2 separate regions of the Homo sapiens genome follow, and region 1 is linked to region 2. The links are chromatin loops, found by intact Hi-C in ENCODE. Cell type or tissue: PC-9. All regions are shown on one strand. Each heading gives the region's core, and the rest is flanking DNA. Links, peaks and the distances in the headings are about the cores only. Region 1 overlaps LOC124902983 (a long non-coding RNA gene). Region 2 overlaps EPYC (epiphycan).

The links. Hi-C counts contacts between places; a loop is a spot of excess contacts. Peaks named below come from ENCODE experiments on the same cell type or tissue, not always from the same donor. Only the 100,000 strongest peaks of a DNase experiment are listed, where the experiment ranks them.
Region 1: a loop joins it to region 2, with 6 times the contacts of the local background. A loop is called at or near these places in 5 of 110 quality-filtered maps.

What each region holds. Positions count from the first base shown.
Region 1 is chr12:92,648,636-92,651,561 of GRCh38, reverse strand. All of the region lies in intron 1 of LOC124902983 (a long non-coding RNA gene), which reads left to right. Among named protein-coding and RNA genes, the nearest start is that of PLEKHG7, 53 kb to the left of the region's middle. RefSeq lists an enhancer at 1,295-1,589. In PC-9, for the core only: a CTCF peak has its summit at 1,420 (motif pointing right); a DNase peak (open chromatin) is centred at 1,521.
Region 2 is chr12:90,977,061-90,979,986 of GRCh38, reverse strand. EPYC (epiphycan) reads left to right here. Exons shown (of 7, transcript NM_004950.5): 3 at 1,725-1,899. Among named protein-coding and RNA genes, the nearest start is that of CCER1, 23 kb to the right of the region's middle. In PC-9, for the core only: CTCF peaks have their summits at 1,428 and 1,635 (motif pointing left); no DNase peak of the experiment used is centred there.

The DNA of each region.
Region 1 (2,926 bases), core at 110-2,609, 1.7 Mb before region 2:
ATTTTTTTTTTTAAATTGATACATAATATTTGTACATAGTAGACCGGGTGAGGTGGCTCACACCTGTAATCCCAGCACTTTGGGTGGCCAAGGCGGGTGGATCACCTGAGGTCAGGAGTTCGAGACCAGCCTGGCCAACCTGGTGAAACATCATCTCTACTAAAAATACAAAAATTAGCTGGGCATGGTGGCGGGCACCTATAATCCCAGCTACTGGGGAGGCTAAGGCAGGAGAATCGCTTGAACTTGGGAGGTGGAGGTTGCAGTGAGCCAAGATCATGCCATTGCACTTCAGCCTGGGTGACAAGAGTGAAACTGTCTCAAAAAATATATATTTGTACATATTTATAGGGTACAGGTGATATTATGTTATATGTATAAACAGGGTGTTCCAGCATAAGCAGGTACCCTCTACTCAGTCCTTGTTCCTACCTTTGCAAAACTCACTGTTCTACTGTTTTCCAGTGGCTTTCAAGACCAAATAAGTACATTTACAATGGTAATAGTGACATCAATGACTAAAGTTTTGGTCACTCTCAAAATTGAGAAAATGACCAAAAGGGGGGAGTTTTTAAAGTGAACTAAATATGACCTGAGAAGGACTCTGAACTTCTGTGTTTAAGTCCTTGTGGATGAACTGCAACCTAACGCAGTAGGTAGACAAGAGTGAGACCCTAACTTGGGAGTGTATGCCGGTAACAGTGGCTGGGTCTTGGCCAATCCCAGCAGCCGTGCCTCAGCCACTCATATGCTGTTGCGTGTTCAAACTGTGTTCAAATAAGGCAAATGCTGAGCTTTAACCAAGCCAGTTGTTTCTGTACCTCACTTCCAATTTCTGTACGTCACCTCCCTTTTTTTGTCTATAAATCTTCTTCTACCACGTGGCTGTGCTGAAGTCTCTCTGAATCTGCTGTGATTCTAGGGGCTGCCCGATTCATGAATTGTTCATTGCACAATTAAACTCCTTTAAATTTAATGTGGCTGATTTTTTTTAAACACGTGTAGAATGTGAAATGATCAGGGTATTTAGGGTATACATCATCTCGAATATTTGTCATTTCTATATGTTAGGAACATTTAAAATCCTGTCTTCTAGCTATTTTGAAATATACAATACATTATTGTTAACTATAGCCACCCTACTCTGCTGACAAACATTAGAACTCATTCCTTCTATCAGTTGGTAAGTTTAAACTCTGGTCAGCCTGACTCCAAGTCCTGTGTTCATAACCAGTCAATTACTTTATATCAAAAATGACCTACGTTTTCCTTGGCAAGTTAAGGCCTCTCTTTCATATCCTTTCCCAAACCTGGTTTCTCCTTCAGACCCTGTTCCAAACTCACCCCGGATGGTTTATGAGACGGATTTTGTCAGCCAGTTTTGTTTCTGAACTCACAATGAAGGAACCACAGGGTGGCAGTGTAACATTGCACAGTTCAAACAAGAGGGCATGAGACTGCATCATCCCAAGTGCACCAACCAGGTCAGACTCAACTCTTAGGCAGACAAACCACTGACCAACTGGCTTTAGTTCATCCTGTTGCAAACACACAGAACGCATTCCTCATGGGCTAATCTGAGGAGAATCGATCCCAGAGACCTCAGCTGAATGACAACGGTGGCCCTAATATCACAGGGAATGCAATACGTTTTTAAATATTTTGCATGCCGACCCTTCACTCTCCTCTCTCTATTTAGGCTTTATGAAATCTGTGTGTGAAAAGTACAGAAGTGGTGGAAAGAGCAAGGAAGATAAGGGGAAAGGAATAGAGAACGGCTTTGGCGTCAAAGGGCATAGACTGAAGGAGCTCCTCAGCCTGTTTCTGGTTGCATAATATTAACAACCACACCCCGCATCTCCAGACTCATTTCCTTATGCATGAAATGGGGAAAACAGTGTCGGCTTTGCAGTTGAGAATAGTAAATAAGGCAAAGGCATGCAGGATTTCTAGGTGCTTAATCATGGAAATTATGTGCTTTCTTCAGATGTTGCTTTCCTTAGCCTGGAGAAGTAGGATAGCTAAGAGAGAGAATAAGATTCATGTTAGAGAAGGAAGAGGACAACACAGCAAGGGTAGAAGTCAACACATAGTTTATGGACAAAGAGGATTCCTGTTGATCAAATAACATAAAAACCGTTTATGAAGCTGACAGAATGCAGGGAATCATCTCTGTATCTTTCTGCATCGTTTTTTAGTTTGTTGTTTAGTAGCAACAAGAAATAATCATGCTTTCCAAGGGAAGTGACAAGATATGCATATAGAAGTGTGTTTGGTTTCTAAAGGTTTTTAGGGATCAATTACGTTTTACAGATGTACCTTTCACAGATCATTCTTCGTATGTGTCTGTATTGTCTGAAAATAGCCCAGGATGAGCAGTCTATGTGCTCTGGTTGGAAACCTGGCTCTTATTTACTGGCTTTATGATTTAGGACCAATTCCCTAACCTCAGTTTGTTCATTTGGAAAATGAGGAAAATTATAGTAGCTCCTACTTTACAGGCTGATTATACAGGATACAAGGATTATATAGGATGATGTGTGTAAAGTGTCCAGCATACAGTAGGCTCTCAATAAATGCTGGAGCTTGTTAATAACCTTGCCCAGTTACAGTAACAATAGTGCTTTTCAACGGCCTGGAATTCAGTCACAGCTGGAAATCAGGTAATACTTGAAATTGCTTAAGGAACAATAAAGAGAACAAAAAGCTGTTTTTTTGCAGCTCTGTGTTGAAAGTTGACTCACATCCTTTCAGACCACTTGCAGCAGTGCCCAGATCTCTTCTCTGGGATCGTGGTGTCTCCATCAGGCCAAATTGACTCCCCTTTGCACTTACAATGCATTCTTGGGGACCAGTTGGGTGCCCATAGCTGCTTTGAACTAGAGACGCCAGCAAGGCAGTGGGGTCAGAAGTGTCCCCGGTTTCC
Region 2 (2,926 bases), core at 244-2,743:
ATTGTATCTTCATGTATTGCTCCTAAAGTATCAAAGACAGTATAATCTGTTTTTGTTTTGATTTCATGCTTTAAATAATTTAAAGTAAGTATTAGCACATTCACTGATTTGTCTCAGAAAATCTCTAAACATAGAGCTGTGACTTAGATATATTTTGGACAAGCAAAGTTGGAAAAAATTATACTTCAATAAGTACTTGCTGATTGCCTATTATGCTTACAGCCTAGAGGTACACAGATAAAAGACATGACATACTTTACCATCCAGCAGGCTTGGAAATGCAGAAAACAAATGGAACCAATGTAATACAGCACAGAAAAGGCTGAAATAGAGAGACTCTATGGAAGCACAGAAGGATGCACAATTCAGAAATATAAACTGATAAAAGAAAGTTTAGTGTTCCTTAAAAAGAATAATTTTCATTTGTGATTTGCAATGCTTTTAAATCTATTATAAGTGATATTAAATCATAAGTGTATTCCTAAAATTTTTTGGTTACTCAAACACCTAGAAAATACCTGGTCTGAAAATATACCTGTGTTATAGATGAAAGGAATAGTTTGCAGATCACTTGGTATTAAGTAATCCAGAAATAATTTATGTGTTTCTTTACTTTCTTAATGAAAGCAAATAAAGAAGGGTGGAAAAAAGCAAAAGGCCATATTGGTGTGGTTAAGGGAAAGTCTGGGATTTCTGGGGATACCACAAGGACACTGGGCCACAAAAAGTGGGTCCTGGATGTCGCCATCCCAATTGCCTGGAGCAAATTTTCAGCCCAAGCTTACGAGACCGTCAGAGAAGTAGACATTTACTAAGTACCACAAAGAAATAGACATTCAGACAAGGGAAGAAATCTGAAAGAGAAGATTTCTCCTAAATCCAAACAGTATTCTTAAAAGCAATGATTCTATTACTTAAAATGTACAAGTTAGATAAGAGCAAAGCAGTTGTAATCTAAAATATAATATAAAAAAAAACCTTTGAATAATTTTGTAATTTTATAACTGCCTCCTAGTGTCAACGTTCTCAAAGAAGTCCATTTTAACATACCTAGATATCATTACAATATTTGTTATTTTAATAATATTGAAAACACATGAGAAATGGCATATCACAATCAAATCATAGTTTTTATGTCACTATATATTTTATTTTAGTATAAAGGATACTTTTCAGTAAAATGCCATTAGAGACAGTATAAGTCATTGGTAAGGAACAGAATATTTGAACCTAGGAAATCAAGGATTGAAAGGACAAGATAATATGTATCAATTTCTGCTCAGTTATTACCTTCAAGGGGAGTAGAATGAGAGCTGGATGGTAAAGGGGAGTTTTGAATTTACTCTGTACACTTCTGAATTAATGTGAAGCTTTCACAACATTGATGCATTCTTATAATGCTACTTATTATTAGAAAACAATAAATGAGCTTTTTTTTAAACCTATGAAATGAACAAACATATACGATATTAAAGAACAAGAAGACCAAAAAAAAAAAGGCATTGGAAACAACTTCTAAGATTTGAGAAACAAAACTAATTAAAAACAACAGTTACTAGAACCATGTGTGTTCCTCCAAGCAAGCAGGATGGTCAAACTATTGAACTTTAGAACATGAGTGTCCTCTTGTGGCAAATATGGGTACATTTTAAATTTGTGTCACTGCCACACAGAGTGACTGAGAAGTTGGCCTGAAGAAATTCTCTTTTTTTTTTTTTTTTCAGATTGAAATAGCCACAGTGATGCCTTCAGGGAACAGAGAGCTCCTCACTCCACCCCCACAGCCTGAGAAGGCCCAGGAAGAGGAAGAGGAGGAGGAATCTACTCCCAGGCTGATTGATGGCTCTTCTCCCCAGGAGCCTGAATTCACAGGGGTTCTGGGGCCACACACAAATGAAGGTCAGGTACCTCAAAGCAGAATTACAATTGAGTCCACTTTGTCATCCTCAAAACTGCACAGCTTCAACTCTACAGGGAAACCACATGACATGACCCAAGAAAAAAGTTTTGGAATAGGCTAGGTTTGAAGCATATTTATACATAGATTTTATATTCAAATATAAAGCAGTTTTAATAATTCAGCTTCGGTCTCATAAAAATGATCAAATAACCAAAGATTTGGGATGAAAATATTGTGTATCATTACTCGAAACCTGGTGGTGGAATGTATTTGTAGAACAGAGAGTAATTGATGAGCAGGATAAAATCTTTGCCTCTGAGATTAGGCCACAGCAGTTCAAGGGGATAAGAGATGATGAGGATGAAGATGATGGTAATAGTAATAATATTTTGCACTAATTGAGCATATACTATCTGTGGCCTATATGCTCAGCACTTCACATTATCTCATTGGATTATTAAAACCTCCCTGTCAGAGTGTTAATATTACTCTTCTCATTATCATGGAGAAAACCATAATTCAAAGGGGATAGTAACTTGCCAGACATCACAAAGCTGTTACATAGCAGGTTTGAAGCCAGCCTGTTCAGATTCTTGGCTGTTTATTTATTTAAAAACAGGCTTCTTCTCACTCAATCCTAAGAAGCAACAGAGAGAGGAAAATATTGCACAACATCAGACACCATGTTGCATGGCCTGCAGATGAAACCAGAGCCTTTTAGTTAATGAGAAGGAATTCTTAGTGCTACATGTAATTCTATAATATGTCCGTATTTCTTGTTCAAATGTGTCACTGTCAACCTTGGGGGTACTCAAGAGGACTCACACTGGAATACTTTTATATACACAGAGAATGGCATAGTTAGGGAGTATAGAAAAAAATAGAGAGTTCCCCCTGCAAAGGTTGAGTGAATGTAGAGTGTCTCTGTATTCCAAGTTCTGTAGACACAAAACTTAGTTTCAAATAACTACCGTTCTCATGAATATTTCTGCCTAGCACAGGAAGATAGACATAGAAACAAATTTA